Linked DNA regions of Homo sapiens: region 2 is linked to region 1. Evidence: chromatin contacts called from ENCODE Hi-C or POLR2A ChIA-PET data. All regions are on one chromosome and are shown on one strand. The core of a region is the stretch at or near the end of the contact, and the rest is flanking DNA. Distances in the headings are between cores, read along the strand shown.

The links. A loop is a pair of places that touch in the nucleus more often than their neighbours do. ChIA-PET counts read pairs that join two places held with the same protein, here RNA polymerase II (POLR2A). Pooled maps may share reads with other maps.
Region 2: a map of tibial artery shows a loop between it and region 1 (6-fold over the local background). The contact joins the enhancer-like site here to the promoter of TMSB4X in region 1. A Hi-C loop is called at or near these places in 4 of 168 maps with a recorded cell type or tissue (chondrocyte, endothelial cell of umbilical vein, sigmoid colon and 1 more), 1 of 37 single-sample maps with no recorded cell type and 15 of 50 pooled maps. POLR2A ChIA-PET finds 5 or more read pairs at or near these places in 8 of 52 experiments (A673, AG04449, AG04450 and 5 more).

Annotation. Positions count from the first base shown.
Region 1 is chrX:12,972,259-12,976,393 of GRCh38, forward strand. TMSB4X (thymosin beta 4 X-linked) reads left to right here and starts at 2,852. Exons shown (of 3, transcript NM_021109.4): 1 at 2,852-2,910; 2 at 3,988-4,103. The coding sequence starts at 4,004. RefSeq lists enhancers at 1,289-1,358, 1,369-1,628, 1,649-1,768, 1,892-2,731, 3,571-4,135.
Region 2 is chrX:13,426,750-13,430,321 of GRCh38, forward strand. No RefSeq gene overlaps it. Among named protein-coding and RNA genes, the nearest start is that of LINC01203, 93 kb to the left of the region's middle. RefSeq lists an enhancer at 1,657-2,174. Within about 2 kb of position 1,647, at least 5 of the 41 ENCODE cell types and tissues checked have a DNase peak (open chromatin) inside an H3K27ac peak, as active enhancers do; they include endothelial cell of umbilical vein, where a contact is called at or near this core.

The DNA of each region.
Region 1 (4,135 bases), core at 1,602-4,101:
AAGAAAATCAATTCATGGAAGGCTGAGGCAGAGAATGGCTTGAATCCGGGAGGTGGAGGTTGCAGTGAGCCGAGATCACATCACTGCACTCCAGCCTGGGTGACAGAGCGAGACTGTCTCAAAAAAAGAAAAGAAAAGAAAATCAATTCAATGCAGTGGGAGAACTGTTATTGAGCAATTACTATCCACCAGACGCTGTGGAAAGCACAACTGCCTAGCTCCTCACACTCTTCCTGGTGATTCTCGGGTACAGACTAAGAGGATGTGGGGAGGACTTTTACATGCTCTTGGCATATATAACAGAGTGGCTACCAGCTGAGGTAACCCAATGATGGCTCTCTAAGCCTCAGTTTCCCCATCTGGAAATTTCTTATGGAAAGGCGGTGGGAAAGAAAGGAAAAAACAAATGTAAAACTTACGTTACAATGCCTGACTCTTAGAAAATATCAACCGACAGGAGTTGTCATGTTTTATTTGCTGTAAAACTACCAAAAGATCTTCTATCAACATTTTGTAAGTGAAAATAATAATATATATTCATATGTATTAATTATATAGAAATAATATATAATAATATATAAATGTCTCTATAGGAGAAATAATATCAAGACACCTAAAATTTTTAATTAATTCTAAACACTAAGACAATTATTTTATTATTTTTCCTCAACCTTCCATCCTAAATCATACGAATAATAACAATAGAAAGAGCTTACTAATTGTCATGCACTGTCCGAAGCATTTACTCCTCCCAACAACCCTGTGAGGTCGGTGTTGCAATGAACCCATTTTACAGATGAGAAAACTCCAGCACAGAAAGATTCATTCACATGGCCAGAGTCATGCAACTTTTAAGAATATTCCTTTGGTTTGCATTTCCTTGTATCTGCACCACCCTTCCCTTTCCTGTCTCTCTAGGTCTCCTGACCGGTTGGCAGGTCAGTCCCAATCATGGGAACTCTTTTCCTTTAAGCAGTCGTCTCTCTTTCTCTTCCTCTCTGTTTCCACCTGCCCTCCATCAGTGTCTCAGCACAGTGGAAGGCTGCTTGCTACCGCACTGGAAAACTTCTCCAGACATTTCCAAGTTTGCATTCGTCCATCTCCTTTGGAGAATTGCTTCAGTGAGGCCTAACCCTTTCTGAGGAAAGGCCCTTGGGAGAAGAAGCCAGGAGAAGGTAGTGGCACTCCTTTGTCATCAGGAGACATTGGGAGGAAAGAAATGATTTTCGACAGCAGCTGGGTGAGGGGAAACAGAATCACAGAACCTGCGGAAACGGTGTCGGTACAACGGCAGCTGCCAGCTAAACGGGCGAAAAGGCACCCTGCAAGATCTTTTCTGTGTTTCAACGATGAAGTAGACTCCCAACATGGAACAGGGGCGGGGGGGCTGTTACCAGACAGGTGACATTTGGTGCATGCACGAACAGGTCCAGTGCCCCATTCGGAGGCCAGGAAGGCAGCCACCCAGCAGAGCATTAACTAGGGGACCAGACGGTCACCTGCCCCTGCTCACCCCCACCTCCTTCCTCCCCAGGAAAAAGGAAGTCAAGTAGATGGAGAAACGGGGAAGTCCAAGCTGCTGGCAGTGGCATTCAAGGGTCTATATATAAGGTTGACTCTAATCCCCAGCGAGACAAAAGCCTGTGCCATAAAAATGATTAGCAAGGGGTTTCTAAAAACATTTCCCCAGGCCACGGAAAAGGAGAAGGAATATTTTGCACACTGCCTTGTCTCTTAGAAATAATCACAGCTAGGCCTCTTTATAACCGGCGAGTCTTTTTCCTTTCACACGCCATTTGCAGGCGCGTGGCATGGTATTTGTAACTAATTTTCAGTAGCAAGTGGGTCACTGGTATTCACAGAGTCAGGTGCCATTTTGAAAACTGCTTCCCTCTACCCGAATCTCTTATATTTCCAGATGCAGATGCACTTCAGCGATGTCCTAGTGCTGGAAACGCTCCCTTGAAAATATAATTTGATTTTTGAATTTCATCTTAAGACATTAGAGATAATGTAACTGTAGTCTTTGGAATTCAACGCTGGCCTCCTTAGCCATCACTTTTAAAATTTATGAAAATAAGGAAGAGGAAGGTAAAGAACTTCCTCATTGTCCGGCAGTAAAGTCAATGGCAGAGCTTGAGCTTGACTTATTTTGCTAAGAGGGAGGTGTTTTACCCTATAAACTCCAAATTACCTTACACCCAGCAAATACTACTGTTGAGTGCTCACAAAAATTATGCTGATGAAACAATATGGATGTTTCAGTGATGAAACTTTCTCTTTTAAAATCACTTAAGGGTGCTTTACGTCCCACCCAAGGCAAGAGGAACGCCAGCGAGGAAGACAAAGAGGCCCGGGGTGGGGCGCATGCCCGCCACTGGACTGAAAGCTGAGTCACAGGAATCGTACCCCTGCAGCGGGCCAGGCCCTCCAGGGAGGGACACCGCGCCCTTGTGTGGAGATGTCCACAGTAGACAAAGGCAGTTTCGAAATAAAAGAATGCCTGTCACCCCAGGTGCCACCCCGACCCTTAGTTATTATGCACTGGTCCCCAAGAGCAATTTCTGCGCTGCTGTTGCAAAAATTCATCGTAATGAAATAAACGTAAAAGGGGAAAATGTGTTATGAAGTGTTGGAGGGTGCTTTGCTCATTTTTTTCGCCATCGTTGTGGTTAGGGTGCATGCACTAGTGGACCCCGGGTGGGGGTGGGGCTCCCCTCCCCAAAAGCCCGGCAGGCCTCCGGATGCCGTTCCGAGACGCGGCGCGAAGGAGTTAAGCGGGCCGGCGGGTGACATCACCTCATTTACATAGGAGCGCCCATAAAGCTGCGCCCGCCGCACCCCGCCCGACAACTCGGTGGTGGCCACTGCGCAGACCAGACTTCGCTCGTACTCGTGCGCCTCGCTTCGGTGAGCCCCAGGGCCCCTGCCTCCTTCCTCCTGCCGTCCTGCCTCCGTCCCCGCCCTTTCATCATCCGCGTCCCTGTGAAGGCATTCCCTAAATCCGAGCCCGAGTGGTTCTCCCCGGGAAGGCTACTTTGGGGAGCTGGGGGGATGCGAAACACCCTAGATACTGGATAATGGGGTGGGGAAATCGATGATTTAAGAACAAAACCGAAAAACTGGCGTTTTGCCGTGCCGCTCGGAGGGGACATTAAAAAATTTCTTAGTGTTTGCCCGCAAAGGTATTGTGCGTTGCCTTGGAGGCTGAGATATGGGGGAATAGACAAGTCCTTTGTTCTGAGGTTCATCTTCCGAGCCCCGAGCCTCCTCCCAGCCTCGGACGGCTGCGCGGGCTGCATCTGTGCAGCCTGGCGGCGGCGGGGCTGTGCTATGACATCTTTACAGTCCTTCTTGCAGAGACATGTGTGCCAGGGATGCCGAATTGCCGGGAGAGCAGGCAAGACCGGCTTCGGGGCGCGCGGCGGCCGCTTTGTGTGCGGGGCTGCATTGTGACGCGGGCGATGAAGCCGGTAGGGCGGTGGTCGGAAGCTCCAGCCGCGGCCGCCGCCTTTGTGAGAGGACTAGAAAGCCGGATCCGGCCCGCATCCTTGCGGAGAGGCCGCGGCTAGGAAATGGAAACGCTTTTCCTACCTGGGCTCCATTTTAGGAATTCTTGCCGATTTTTCCCACTTGAATTTGGAAGTGGCTTTCCTCTTCTTTCCTTGTCCTAGCCAGCCTTTAATTTTAAACGCTGTAATTAACAATTCGCAGTGGTCAATTTCCTTTATTCTGCAAGATTCGGCTTTGAGAGGCATCCGCCCTCTTTGGTCCACAGCGTTTTGAAATATGGGGAGGAGGGGCGCGGGGGGTGTCGCCTCTTTTTCTGTAGAAAGAGGAAGCTCGTGAGCGCGGAACGGCAGCAGTAGGAGAGCGAGAAGGGTTTTTTTCAGGCTGCGGGTCGGAGGGCAGAAGTGCAGTTCCCAGCCCAGAGACAGCGGGGCGGGTGGCTCTTCCTCACGCTCGCTCTTGGCTTGCTCCCTGCAGCTTTTCCTCCGCAACCATGTCTGACAAACCCGATATGGCTGAGATCGAGAAATTCGATAAGTCGAAACTGAAGAAGACAGAGACGCAAGAGAAAAATCCACTGCCTTCCAAAGAAAGTGAGCTCCGACCCACCCCCATCTTTAGAAAG
Region 2 (3,572 bases), core at 397-2,896, 450 kb after region 1:
CTTTCTCTATAAAAAGTTAAAAACATTAGTTGGGCATGGTGGCATGCCTGCAGTCTCAGCTACTTGGAAGGCTGAAGTGGGAGGATCACTTGAGCCCAGGAGTTCGAGGTTGCAGTGAGCTATAACCACACCATTGCACTCCAGCCTAGACAAGATTGCAACCTTGTCTCTCCATAAAAAAAGAAAAGAAAGAAAGAAAAAGAAAACTAGCTTCTCAAATTCTGCATTGCTTACTTGTTAATTCAAAAAGATATTTATCATGTGCCTACTATGTGCCAGAACTAAAGTTTTAGGACAAGGTGGACAGTAAATAAATACCTGAATGATGTGATTGCACTAAAACCATAATCTCCCATCCCTCCAACAGTGTTAACCACCTGCCTCCATGATGCTTGTGAACTTTGGACAACCCTCTTCTTCGTTTGCTTTAATTTTACTTGTTTTTTCAAGTGATACCTTCACGTGGTTCAAAAATAAAAATGGTATAAAAAATATATATTGAGAAGTCTTACTAGCATCCATAAGCTGGTCTGTCCTCCACCCTATTGCCTCATTCCTTTTATTAGTTTCTTGCATATACTTCCAATGTTTCTTTATGGAACTATGTACAAACACATATATGTTCTGATTTCTCCCTCATTCTTACATAGAGTTAACATGTTACATGCTGTTATATAAATGGGCTAAAGGTGGGGGGCCCTGGATATTGGTCCCCATGTTGTTTACATCTTCACAGCAGGCTAGGACAATTAGCTCAAAGCCCTCTGGCACTAAACTCAAATTCATATACATCTGATTGCCTTAAATGTAGCCCAAATAACCATATTTTTAGCTATTTAAAGCCTGCCTGTCTTGCACATCCTATGAAGCTGTACCCAACATCTGCTAGCCATAGATAAGATGAACCTTGGGGATACGAAAGACACCAAGCCACTGCTGCCGATTCAAGCTCTCTGACCCCAAAGACTCCCCATCTTGTTACTGGGTAACATCATCTACCTGCAGGAGGCACTTCTCCGATTTCCCTCTCCCCTGGGAATGCCCTTGTTCTCTTCCTCTTCTGGGTGGTGGCTCCATGCTGCTCTTTCTGGAAGGTCTCCTGCTGTGAAGAACTTCACTCACGTATGCTAACCAAGCACCACCCAAACAAAGTTCATTTGTGCTACTGTCATTTCGTGGTCATGTCCTTTCCTTGATCAGCTCTGAATCCTCTATCTCACCACATATACTCTGCCTTTTCATTTTGATTTTTTTTAACTTAACAATATATTCTGGGGAAGACTCCTTCACTCTTTTATACAGCTGCAAATTACTCCACTGCATTTAACCAGTCCCTCCTGATGTTCGCTTGGATTATTTCTAGTCTTTTGTTATTACAATGATGCTGCAATGAATCACCTTGCACATTCATCATTTTGTTCATGTACAGGCAGATCTATAGGATAAATTCCCGGAAGATGGATTGCTGGGTCAAAGAGTAAACAAACACATTTGTATTTTTGAAAAACATTGGCAAATCATTCCTTTTAGCAACCATGCATGAGATTGTCTGTTTTCCCATAGCCTCACTATTTACCAGTCTGTTAGGTAAAAATAAACAAACTTCTAGTCTTGGACTCCTTACACAGTAAAGATTGTTAATATAATATTTGTTAACATGCCTATCTCTGCCACTGAATTGTGACACCCTTAAAGTCTGGAACCATTTCTTACTCATCTTCATAGCCTGTTGCTTAGCTAGCAAAGTTCTTTGGACAGAATAGCTTCTGCCACTTCCCTCTCTCCCCCGCAAAAACATATTTACTGAGTTGAATCAATCACCACTTTAGCCTAGAGAGGCCCCCCTCAGACCTTCCCATTGTGGTATGTGCTGCCCCACTTTCAGCTGACTGCCAATTTCCTCTCGAGGCTGGGCCTGCTCAGCCCACCCACAGAGGGAGGAGAGCCTGAGATTGAATGCACCACCGTCCCAGCAGCTCTCAACCAATGCCTGAAGGGAGATGGTGTTTAAATAGCCAGCAAGCTCTTCCTTTGGGGGTGTACCTCTGAGGCATGGGGTGGTCTATGCTGAGAGCTCTTCGTGGGATGAAGCCCTGTGGTCCCTTTGTCCATAGCAGGAAGTAGCTTGATAGTGTATCTTTTAAGGGCTTCCCTGCCTTTCCTTCCTTTCCAGGCTCACCTTCTCACTCCATTATTGGAGTTTCCTTCAATCACCTCCCAAGTAAATGACTAGCACTTTATCAGGGTCTTTTTTGGGGGGAACTGAAATAAAGACAATACCTTCCCTTTTCTTTCTTCTTCTTCTTTTTTTTTAATAGGGTCTCACTGTGTCACCCAGGCTGGAGTGCAGTGGTACAATCACAGCTCACTGCACAGCTCACTTCGCCTCCCTAAATCTAGTGATTCTCTAGCCTCAGCCTCCCGAGTGTCTGGGACTACAGGTGCATGCCACCATGCCTGGCTAATTTTTTTGATTTTTAGTAGAGATGAGGTATCACTACATTGCCCAGGCTGATTTTGAACTCCTGACCTCAAGCAATCCTTCCACCTTGGACTCCAGCAATCCACCCACCTCGGCCTCCCAAAGTGGTGGGATTACAGGCATGAGCCGCTGTACCTGGCCAGCTTTCTTTATCAAATGAAGAAACCTAAATACTGAGAAAATAAGTGAAGTGCTCATGGCACAGCTAGTGAGTGAAGAAGCATATTCCCTGGCTCCTAGAAATGTGCTGTTTTAGAAAATGGAATTTCTCTTTATGGATGATAAGTACAACCACTGAGACATGAAAGAGCAATGGAAGAAGTGTGTGTGTGTGTGTGTAAATCAATAACAGCACAAGGTTACATAAAATGAATAGTAAATAAGCGAAACAGCTCTCACCTATGGTGCATATTATGAGCCAGGCAAGTACTTTTTGTGTGTTTCTTCATTTAACACAAAACTCTACAAGTTAGATGCATTATTATCATCATTCCCAGATCACAGATGAAGAAAATTAAGATACTGAGAGTTTAAGTAACTTGCCAAAGCTCACACTTGCCAAGATCTGACTCCTGGATTTGTGCTCATAACCATCAAACTATACTGTCTGCAGGGGCCGGCCAGAGAAGTTCTAGAAGTGACAGATTACCCTTGGCTTTTGGCAGCAGGGGTCTTGAAGAAAGAACATGGGATTATGACTAATTAAGGACTAATTCTTCCTAGGGCCATCAAAGAACTCATTTGTGTCAGTTAGAATATTTTCCAGGGCAGAAACTAAATATCCAACTAAAAATGACTTAAACAACAGGGGTCTACTGAAAAATCTCACATAATAAGAGGTCTGGAGGCAGGAGGTTCCAGACTTGGTTAATTCAGCAGTTAAATGACTTCAAAGCAGCAGTGACTCACATATTCATTCTTTATTTTCCATCCAATTCCATCTTCTTTGTAGTTCTCTTGATCCTCTGTCATGGTCTTGCAATGGCCCCCCTCAGCTCCAAGTAGCAAATATCAGAAAAGGAGGGAGGAACTTTGTCCCAGAATCCCTTAGCAGGTATTCTCTTTGGTCCCATTGGCCACGAATGGGTCA